Linked DNA regions of Homo sapiens: region 1 is linked to region 2. Evidence: read pairs that join two places in POLR2A ChIA-PET (ENCODE). Cell type or tissue: IMR-90. All regions are shown on one strand. Links, peaks and the distances in the headings refer to the core of each region. The heading gives the core; the rest is flanking DNA. Region 1 has its middle 55 kb from the start of ANXA2. Region 2 has its middle 4.4 kb from the start of ANXA2.

Region 1 (5,379 bases), core at 136-5,135, 59 kb after region 2:
TCCTTAAAAAGCAGGTTATGCAAAAATCAGGTATTTTATCAAATGTGTCCTGCCTATACATATTAAAATGGATGCCCCAAATCACAGAATATACTGTTCTGTGTGCTTGGGCAGAGTTCAAGGAACTGCCTAAGAAGCAGGACCTTTCTCATTAACCCCAAATTATACTGAACTCAGAATTGATAGGGCTGGGCAGAGACTGTCAGGAGCAGTGTTTCAGATCAGTGAACATTTAGGCATTGTTACCTCTCAATCATACGTGTGTTTCAGGCTGCAAAGGGAGCAGTGGTGTGGAGCAGACAAGGCCATGGGGTGAATATGGGGAAACTTACGCTCCCACTGTGCCCAGGACAGTCTGGCCACTGGTGTGGCCAACAGGTATGTGGGAAAGTTGAAAGGGCAGGCCAACATAGGAAAGGCGCTTGGAGAACTGTTTCAAACACTGTCTACTGTTTTTCCTCTATACAAAGCAATGGCAGTCCAGTGTTTTCCAAAACTCACAGCCAGGGCACTTGAATTTTGGTCCCATTTTCTTCTGGATTTCAGCCTGTCCTCTTCAGTCAAGCTGTCCAAACTGTTTCATGAATAAAGAGAACCATCTGGAGGTTTGACTTATTCTCCCCAGAAATTTTACTTTGCAAAGAGAAGGAAAAGGGTACCTGGCAGGCTGTGAGTTGGTAACAAGAACTTTGATTTTATTCTTTGAGGAATAAAAGGTAATTGATGCAATGTAGCTATGAAAACTTATTGTACTGTAACACTGTGATCAAGAACATGATTTTTTTCTCCCTGCCTTGGTGGGGCTGGGCAGAGCCATCATGTTGCACAACCCCAGAGAACACTCATCCTGTTGTAGTCTATGTGAATGATACCTCCCTTGGTGTTGTGCAGTGCACAACCTGTGCAGCCATACATGACAGCCCTGTATTGTGACCTAGGTGTGTGTGAGATGGTCTTTTCCGCCTTTTGCTACAGAGTTGCCCTTCCAGTTAAAAAAGTTAGAAGGCAAATCTTATTGAGAAACAAATGGGTGAACCCCGAAAGGTCTTGACTTCTCCATGGACTTGATCTTCAGACCAGTTTTACTGGGCTATGCACAAATGGCTGTATATATGAATCTTCCCCAGTATGTGAAGTTCCCATGGTATAAACTATTAGTAAATATAGCTACAGCAGGGAAAACCAGGCTCACAAAATGGCTACATTTAGCAAGACAAATGATTTGAGGACAGAAATCTTTTAAATCAATTTTTAGTTTTTAAATGACTCCCGTCTCCAGTCCTCTCCCTGTGTTTTGACAAACGGCTTTGGCTTCTTATCCACATCGGTTTATTTGACCTCCTTTTTCCATCAACTACCAAAATGAAAACTCTGCTGCAAGAGCGAGGAGAGAGAGTGCGAGCAATTTTAAACATCCCTTAGCAGTGAGGCAGAACATGCTACAGCCATCAAGTTCTAGTTGTTCATTCTATTTATTGAGAAAAGCTTGTAGCCCGATTTCTTTTACGCGAGTACATTTGAGCAAGCAAAGTTTATAGAGATGACTTACCTCATTACATTAGAAGAGTGATTTGCTATCTCAGCATCTATAAGCAATTTTAACAGACATTTCTGGATGAAGAAAAGCTTTTGTAAATATATGCGAAAGACACAATTTCATCAAGCATTAAATTGGAGGTGCCCTGGAAAAATATTACATTTGTGCACTCAATTAGCTTGATTGTGGCTGAATTTTGTCCACTGAAGGCAGCATTTCTGCAGAAAAACAGAAGCATTCCCTATGTCAGCAGGTTTCCTGAAACAAAAACACTTTCCCCTGAAACAAAAACACTTTGCCAGTCCTCTTTTGCATTTGTGCTGTTCCCAGCTCTGTGTCCCTAATCAGGCCTCTCGGTCTTGTTCCTCGCAGTAGAATGTTAGAGGAGAGGGAACCAGATAGAAATCCCTGACAGAAATCCAAACTCAACAATTCCAGCTTTAAATAGCCTGCATTCGGTGCAAAAGCTAGGCAAGCTCTGGGCAAAATTGGGAGGGAGTCAAAGGTAGACTTAAGTCTTCCTGGTCTCCTTACAGGGTCTGTAGGACAGCTGTGCCTCCTGCTGCTCCCAGGACTCTGGTGGCCTCCTTACTGCTCTGGGAAGGGCATCTCCCAGCTACTCCTTGGTATGGCTGTTAGCCCATGTCCTTTTCCCTGGGATGAGTCTGCAGGACCCACCCTATCTTCTATCTTGGAATGGAAGTTTTGTCCTCCTAGTACAGGCATGAGAAGAGTTAGGAAATGAATGGTTGGGGTACAAGAGGACTTTCTTGTGCCCCTAAAATCAGTGAAGGAAATGAGCTAAATATTTAGGGATGATCGTGGCCCTCCTCCAACACACCCCTGACCCCCTTGCTGACCTGTAGTTGAACCACCAGGTCTCTACTAATAAGAAACAAACCAGAAAAAACATGTAATGCCACTGGAACCTGGCTGTGAGGGTGGCTGATGTTTTTAAACAGTTGGTGAGGACAAATTGGAACTTTCTCAGCTGTAATCCATTACAGCCTGATACAGCTTGGCTCTGTGTCCTCAGCCAGATCTCATCTCCAATTGTAATCGCCACGTGTGGAGGGAAGGAGGTGATTGGATCACAGGGGTGGGTTTCCCCCATGCTCTTCCTGTGACTGAGTTCTCATGAGATCTGATGGTTTTACAACTGTCTGGCATTTCCCCTGCTTGCACGTCTCTCTCCTACTGCCATGTGAAGAGGGTCCATGCTTCCCCTTCACCTTCTGCCGTGATTGTAGCTTCCTGAGGCCTACCCAGCCATGTAGAACAGTGAGTCAATTAAATCTCTTTTCTTTATAAATTACCCAGTCTCGGGTAGTATCTTTATAGCAATGTGAGAATGAACTAATGTATAGCCCAAGGCAATTATGCTTTCAAGTAAATGTCTAAAGATTAATTAATCCAAGAAATAACAAGGAGTTTGGATTAGGAACAGAGAAATGTTTGAAACAAGCCTTTGTTACTCCGAGATCGCCAGATTTCAAATTTTACCATGGAGTCTTGGGTTTTGGAGAACCATCTTGGTCTCAATGAATTGCCTTTGTCTGAATAGACATGAGCTGATATATGACTATGAAGATTTGTTAAAGTCTATAGTTCTGCAGGTAATATTGGTCCTCAGTCATCCATGTATTCATTCATTGACTTCATTTATTCAATAGACACACCTCCTATGTGCTGGTCCCTGAACAAAGCACTAGGGATATGGAGATAAGAGAGAGTAAGAGCAAGGCAAAGCCAGCCAAGCAGAATGACAAGGGCTGTGATTGGGAAAAGCACAGGCACTTGGGGGTTGAGAGTAGCTGATTGCATCCAAGAGAACCACCTGGAAAGTTTCTAGGGGCGGCAATCCTTTTTTGTTTTGTTCTTTTTTTTTTTTTTTTTTTTGACAAATCCTTGCTTTGTCACCCAGGCTGGAGTGCAGTGGTGTGGACATGGCTCACTGCAGCCTTGACCTCCTAGGCTCAAGCTGTCCCTGCCTCAGTCCCCTGAGTTGCTGGGACTACAGGTGCATACCACCACACCTAGATAATTTTTGTATTTCTTCGTGGAGATGGAGTTTTGCCATGTTGCCCAGACTGGTGTCGAACTCCAGAGTTCAAGTGATCCACCCACCTCGGCCTCCCAAAGTGCTGGGATTACAGGCATGAGGAGGCAATCCATAAAGCTGGATTTTTTGGTTGTTGTTTTTTTGGTATGGTTTTCTTAAAAGAGGATTATATAATCATTGCAGAAAGTTGGAAAACACAGAAAAGTGTGAAGAAGAAAACGGAAATCACCTGAAACCCCAGTTGGAACGGATTGCTATTAATATAATTGGCAAGATGACCCATTTGGGAATCAGCTCTTGTTTCCTTGACAGAAAGCTCATCAGAAAGAACAAGAGGCAGTTTTTCCTCCCCCTTCTCAAAGAGGAGTTGGTGTTTAGGCAGCCACAGTCAGGCCTTCCTCGCCCCATGGGAGAGTTAAGGTGGCTTTTGGTTTTTCAATGTCTAGTTCAATCCAGGATATATACCTGGATTATCTCAAAGGAGTGGGCTGTGGGGTGAAAGAGAGAAGCAAACAGCCTTTCCCTGGGAGAGCTGGGTTTCCAGAGATGGAAAGAGGAAGTTCCCAGGTGATGGGAAATGGTGCCCAGCCCCCATATATCACCTGGAGTGTCTGACCGCTGATTGGGAAGTCGAGTGTTTGCAGGAGATCAAAAACTGACCACAGCAGTATTGGGTACCCCTGGAAAAGTCTTCTTGACTGGGCCTGGGAATGGGGAATGAGGTCCTGCTCAATGTCAAAGCCTATTTTCCAATCTCAGTCTGATTTGACACCATTTCTTCTCGCATTACCAGAACAGCCCACATCCCACGATGGGAAGCTGGAAGGGAATCTTTTTATGGGTACCCCCTGACTTTGTTTTCTTTTTGACTTTTTATACCTACAATATGTTTCCCAGACAAATCATAGTAAGTATTTCAGACACCTCAGGGCCCCATAATTTAGAGCTAACTTTGTGCTTTGAAGAGCCTAAGTTAATGCAATTTTATGTATCAGTAGGGAACACAGGTTCCCATCAGAGTCATAAAACGAGGAAAGGAAAATGAAGTTTGCACCCAGATATTGTATTTTGAACTGCTGTGAAAACAAAGAAATCACAGAAAATGATTTCAGAGCATAGATGAAGCAAAGAAAGAGGTAGTAGAATCAAAACTTTTCAGCTCTTTAGTGACATAATTGCCAGTTCTGTTTTTCTTCTTCCTTAGAGACACAGTCTTGCTGTATTGCCCAGGAGGGAGTGCAGTGGCTATTCACAGGCATGATCACAGTGCACTGCAGCCTCAAACTCCTGGTCCCAAATGATCCTCCCCACTCAGCCTCCTGAGTCGCTGGGACTACAGGTGTGCACTAGCGTGGGAGGGGGGGCAGCCATTTCTGTTGTAATATGAGGTTTCCATGTAATTGACACCTGGCTTCTCATAGTGACAGACACAGAGTAAGGTAAGGTATGTTAGCCTTCTTCCTAGCCTGTGTGTTGTTTATTTCTTCCTTTGGCCAAGGCCTCCAGAACTCCACATAGAAATTCAGTCCTGGCCCTCCCTCATTTCATCCCGGCCTGGGCATGGAATGTTGACTCAGCTGCGCCTCCTGCTGCTCCCGAGACTCTGTTGGCCTCCTTACCCCTCGGGGAAGGGGTGAGCTGTGCCTGGGGCTCATGCTTTTTCCCCCTCTCATAACCCCGGTCATGTTGGGGCTGAGACTGCTATGCCCCGGGAGCTGACCTCATCTCCCAGCTACTTGGAAGCCCTGTTCTTGCATCACCCTTCTCCCCATGCCCCAGA
Region 2 (5,379 bases), core at 53-5,052:
TATTATTCTGTTTGACTTTTTTTTTTTTGGCTGTAAGTTTATTCAATGCAAAATAATCCTCTCCAATTTTACTGAGATGGCTGACCATGTCCACGACCAAATCTGCCTCTAAACTGGAATTCGGTTGCTGACCCACTCCCAGCATCGGCTTTCTTGTCAGCACCAGGGAGCACAGCATTCCATCTGTAGGTATCCCTGTTGGCTTCCCCTCTTGTGAGTCTTGCAGGTCACTCACCCTCCAGACCTTTAGGCCGAGGCCTGCCAGTCTCTGGACGGCTGTGGCATAGGGTGGCAGGCACAATCTCCGGGGGCAGATGAAGGTAATCACGGAGATGGTGGATACCCTCATTGGTAAGGTACCAGTAGAAATGTCTCCAGGCAAACTGTTCCTTCATGTAGCCTCGGGACTTGAGAGACTGCATGGCCTTCATGACATGAAGGTTGGGCACATTCTTGTCTGCCAACTCTGGCTGCTTAGGCGTGTAGACATCCTTCTTGGCCACCATGGCTCCCTCCTTAAAAAGGAGTTCATAAATGGCAATCCGGTTCTTCTTAGGCATCAACATTTCGGCGGCTGTAGCGTCTGGGGCCGGGGCTGGAAAAAAAGGAGACTTTTTTTTTTTTTTGAGACGGAGTTTTTCGCTCTTGTTGCCCAGGCTGGAGTGCAGTGGCGCAATCTCGGCTCACCGCAACCTCCGCCTCCCGGGTTCAAGCGATTCTCCTGCCTCAGTCTCCCAAGCAGTTAGGACAGTATTTTTCATGAAATAAAATATTTTGAGTGAATATGAAAACACACAAAAACATAGCTGCATTTTGAATGCTTTTATCTTTATTAAGGGTCTACTGAATGTATTTTGGGTGTTTTGAATTTTTTAACTTTGAAGACTAATTCCATTTTTTAACTTTGAAGACTAATTCAAAGTTAAAAAAAATTCAAAACACCCAAAATACTTTCAATAGACACTTAATGAAGATAAAAACATTCAAAATGCAGCTATGTTTTTGTGTGTTTTCATGTTCACTCAAAATATTTTATTTCATGAAAAATACTGTCCTATTTTGAATAGGCTCTATGGCTAAGAAATACGTATTGTATTGCAGAATTAGGGTTTTTTTTCTATTGATAACAGACACTTAGCAGCTAAATATTTGTATTTTCTACAAAATTAGATGGAAAAATGCTGTTGGAAGAAACAATAGGCTGATAGGGTTTGAAATATTCATTCTCTGACATGCCAATGTATAAATGCAGTAAAATGTGCTGAGTTAAGAATAAGATGCTTACACCTCAGGAAGCATCCCAATATTCCAGTGGGTTAATATAGGAATGATCTTGACAGAGTGGGCATCTGTAGCCAAATCAGTTTTCATAATGTTTTATACATCATATCGTAACTTAGCAATCCAGCAAGACACAGTTTTGCACTTACATTCTGCTTGTTCTTTCATTTAGCACTATATTTTGGAAATCTGTCCATGTCAGAACATGTTGATCTACTCCATTCCTTTCAGCAGCTTCATTCCACTGAACACATACTCTAAAATTAATTTAATTTAGCCTCATTGATGGCCACCTAGGGTGTTTCAATCTTAAAATGCTGATATAAATGTCCTTATACATATATTGTTATGGTCACGTAGAGCTCTCTCTTCAAGATAGCTTTCTTGAAGCAACATCACTGCATCAAAGGGCATGAGTATTTTAAGTATTGATAGATACTGACAAATTGCCCTCCCACCGATAATGTCTGAGAATTCCCATTTTGCCCATTTTCACCACACTGAATACTATACATTTTAATTTTTGCCAGGTGAGTTTAAGTATGAACAAAGGCAAGGTAATGCGTTTATGGAGAAAAATCTGATAGTAACAGGTACTGGGTAAGATAATGTCAATGCAAAGAGGAAACATCCAAATGCCTGTCCCCAAGAAGCTCCTGCCTAGTTGCTGAGACCAACAAATTAAAAAATAACAATGCGAGGTGACAATTGCAAGAGGAGAGGTATATTTTTAAAATGCCAAGAGAAGTAGTCAAATCTGCCTGAAGGGCTTGGGAAAGCCTTTGCTCTGCAGTAGAAAATAATATTTACTCTGAGGCTTGATGGATGAGGCAAAGTTCACCACTGAGGAAAGCAGGAAAGGGCATTCCAGCAGGAAAACAGGATGGAGGAAGGTACAAAGCATGAATGAGCCTGGCCTGTCCAGCAGTGGCACATGGAGCGGTGAAGAGTGAAGATGTGGGGGAATGAGGCTGCCCAGGTAGGTCAGAGCCCTGCTGGGAAGAGTTTCTGGAGAGGGGTCATATAATCAGAATTATGTCTCAGAAAGAGAATTCTGGCTGTCTCAGAGAATGAACTGAGGTCAAAAATGTCTGTTACAGCTGAGAAAGAGACATTGAAGTCACTGCAGATTTTTCCCTGGAAATGCCTCCAAACAAAATAGACATTGTGGTTTGTCCATACCAAGAGTACTCTGTGTGGTTTGGGTCATGACACGTGAATTCAACAAGGATTTATTGAGGTCTTACTATGCGTTCAGCAAGGCCAGCTGCTGCAAAGACTAAAAAAGCCAATGAAATAACTATGGCTTTTTTCATCACCTACAATATACCAGACATTCTTTATACATTTTTTAATCTTTTTTTTTTTTTTTGAGACGGAGTCTCACTCTGTTGCCAGGCTGGAATGCAGTGGCATAATCCTGGCTCACTGCAACCTCCGCCTCCCAGGTTCAAGCGATTCTCCTCCCTCAGCCTTCTGAGTAGCTGAGATTACAGGCACGCGCTACCAAGCCCAGCTAATTTTTGTATTTTTAGTAGAGACAGGGTTTCACCATGTTGGCCAGGATGGTCTGAATCTCTTGACCTTGTGATCCACCCGCCTTGGCCTTCCGAAGTGCTGGGATTACAGGTGTGAGCCACCACGCCCGGCAAAAACTTCTTTTTAAAGACTCCAAGAAAGATTTAATGTGGTACTTCGAAGACGATCTCAGGGCTTCTAAGAATCTTAAGTGCATTGTCCCACTGCAGCCTGACATGTAAAGTAGAGAGAGATCTATTTAAAAAAAAAAAAATGAATGTGAATCTTGGAACATGGAATTAAACCTCAGCAAGATTTATATAAATAAAGTTTTTGAGAAAATTGTATATAAATCTTGGAGCATGGTGTGAACCTTAATAAGATATGGAAAATCTACATGGTTTTTAAGATACTTGTATTAATGAAACAACTGCCAGCTTAAACCAGAAAAAGTGCAAAATGAAAAGAAGTTTCTAGACCTTTCAGTTTCTCCTGGCATGAATGAAGCAGACTGAGAGAACTGCTCAGCTACAAATATGGGCCATTCTTTTTTTTTTTTTTTTTCTTGAGACGGAGTCTCGCTCTGTCACCCATGCTGGAGTGCAGTGGTGCGATCTCAGCTCACTGCAACCTCCCCCTCCTGGGTTCAAGCCATTCTCCTGCTGCTCAGCCTCCCGAGTAGCTGGGACTACAGGCGCCCGCCACCACGCCCAGCTTAATTTTTTGTATTTTTAGTAGAAATGAGGTTTCACCATGTTGGTCAGGCTGGTCTTGATCTCCTGACCTCATGACCTGCCCTCCTCAGCCTCCCAAAGTGCTGGGATTACAGGCGTGAGCCACCATGCCTGGCCTGGGCCATTCTTAAGAAAAGGAAATACATCTTAAAGGGAGGAGCCTAGATATCAGAGGGCAAAACCAAAAACTTGAGTAGGGCAATGGATTAAAACAAGGATCAGCAAACTACAGCCCATAGGGCAAATCCAGCCTATTGCTTGTTTTTGCACAGCCTGTGAGCCAAGAGGCCTGGCAGCTTCAGCTTTTGCTTCTAGAAGGCTGGCTGCCATGACTACCGTGGTGTAGCAAAAGAGGAGAACCTGGAGGATGTAAGACCAAGGAAGAGAAAGGCCCAGCCTGCTCTTTGTCATTCTAGCAATCCCAGCTCAGGCGCCAGACGAATGAAGCTGCTTTCAATCTTCCAACCCCAACTAAGCTACCCAACCCAACATGCTGTGGAGGAGCACCAAGCTGTCCCCACTGGGTGTCCTGCTTAAATTGCAGAATTACAAGCAAGTAAATGGTTATGTTTAACCACTAAGTTTATGGGGATAATTTGTTATACTGCAAAGGTAACTGATACGAGGGCCTTGGGTGCATTATTTAATCCCTGGACTGGGCAGGAGATTTTATTTGGACTCCAATTTCTTCATATGTAAAAATCAAGAGCCGGGTATAGTAATTCACGCCTGTAATCCTAGAACTTTGGGAGGCTAAGGTAGGCAGATCACTTGAGCCCAGAAGTTCGGGACCAGCCTGAGCAGCATAGCAAGACTTTGTCGTCTCTACAAATAATAGAAAAATTAGCCAGGCTTGGTGGCGTGGGCCTGTGGTCCCAGCTACTCAAGAGGCTGAGAGGAGAGGATTTCTTGAGCCTCCGCAGTCAAGGCTGCGGTGAGCCCTAATCATGCCATGCGTTCCAGCCTGGGTGACAGTGTGAGATCTCAACTAAAAGATATAAGAATAATAATAGTAAAAATCAAGGATAGGGCAATTTAATCTCTAGGGTCCCTCCCTGCTTTAACATTCTATTATTCAGTGAATAATTGTATTTTATCATTCTATCACATTTAGTGAGTGCCTATCATTGCTAGCTAGGCGCTAGTAGGTGTTGAGTGCAGCAGATGAAGTGTGAACAAAACAAAGTCAAGCACTTAGAGAGCAATATGGACAACAGCAGACAATCTGAGGGCTGATGTAAACATTCTCCTCAACCAGGGGGGAAAATAGAGTCTTCTGACTAATAAAAGATCTTTTATACTGGAAGAACTGGCCTCACATTCCTCAGAAATAGCAAACTATGACTTCTAATAGCTTCATTTTTATGATAACATCAGTGCACATTTCTTTAGCATGATGCAAAGACTGGTGATTGTACAAATCTATAGAAGTTAGAATTTGTGGCATGCCCAAGATGAGCACAAAACTCTTTTGGACATTTGATGGCTTTTATATATTCCACATGATTTGAATTAAATTTTATCTTCTGTAAAGGGCCTATCACAGCACGATTAGGAGTAAGAGACTGTGGAACCTATCTTGAGATACACAGAAGGGAGGCTGAATCGTGCCCAATATTACTGTCTGCCTGTGTTCCCCTAACCTTCCAAAATGTTCACACAAAGTAAGCAGATAAACATTGTTTCTGACTTTGAAGCTTTCAGGCTAAATTGAAGAGCTATAAATGTAAATCAGCAATTGTACCCAAAGTGTTGCTTGATTTTCTATTTGGCTCTGTGGTAGGGCCCATCGCGTATAATTCCTCGTGAAAGCGCTGGGTAACAGAAAGCTTTGGGCGGGTTAAAA

What was found. Peaks named below come from ENCODE experiments on the same cell type or tissue, not always from the same donor. Only the 100,000 strongest peaks of a DNase experiment are listed, where the experiment ranks them.
Region 1: POLR2A ChIA-PET joins it to region 2 with 13 read pairs; 12 of 35 experiments call an interaction of 5 or more read pairs at or near these places.

Annotation. Positions count from the first base shown.
Region 1 is chr15:60,340,658-60,346,036 of GRCh38, reverse strand. No RefSeq gene overlaps it. Among named protein-coding and RNA genes, the nearest start is that of ANXA2, 55 kb to the left of the region's middle. In IMR-90, for the core only: no CTCF peak of the experiment used is centred there; no DNase peak of the experiment used is centred there.
Region 2 is chr15:60,399,650-60,405,028 of GRCh38, reverse strand. It overlaps the pseudogene RPS10P22. Among named protein-coding and RNA genes, the nearest start is that of ANXA2, 4.4 kb to the right of the region's middle. In IMR-90, for the core only: no CTCF peak of the experiment used is centred there; DNase peaks (open chromatin) are centred at 2,128, 2,488 and 4,878; H3K27ac peaks cover 1,076 bases.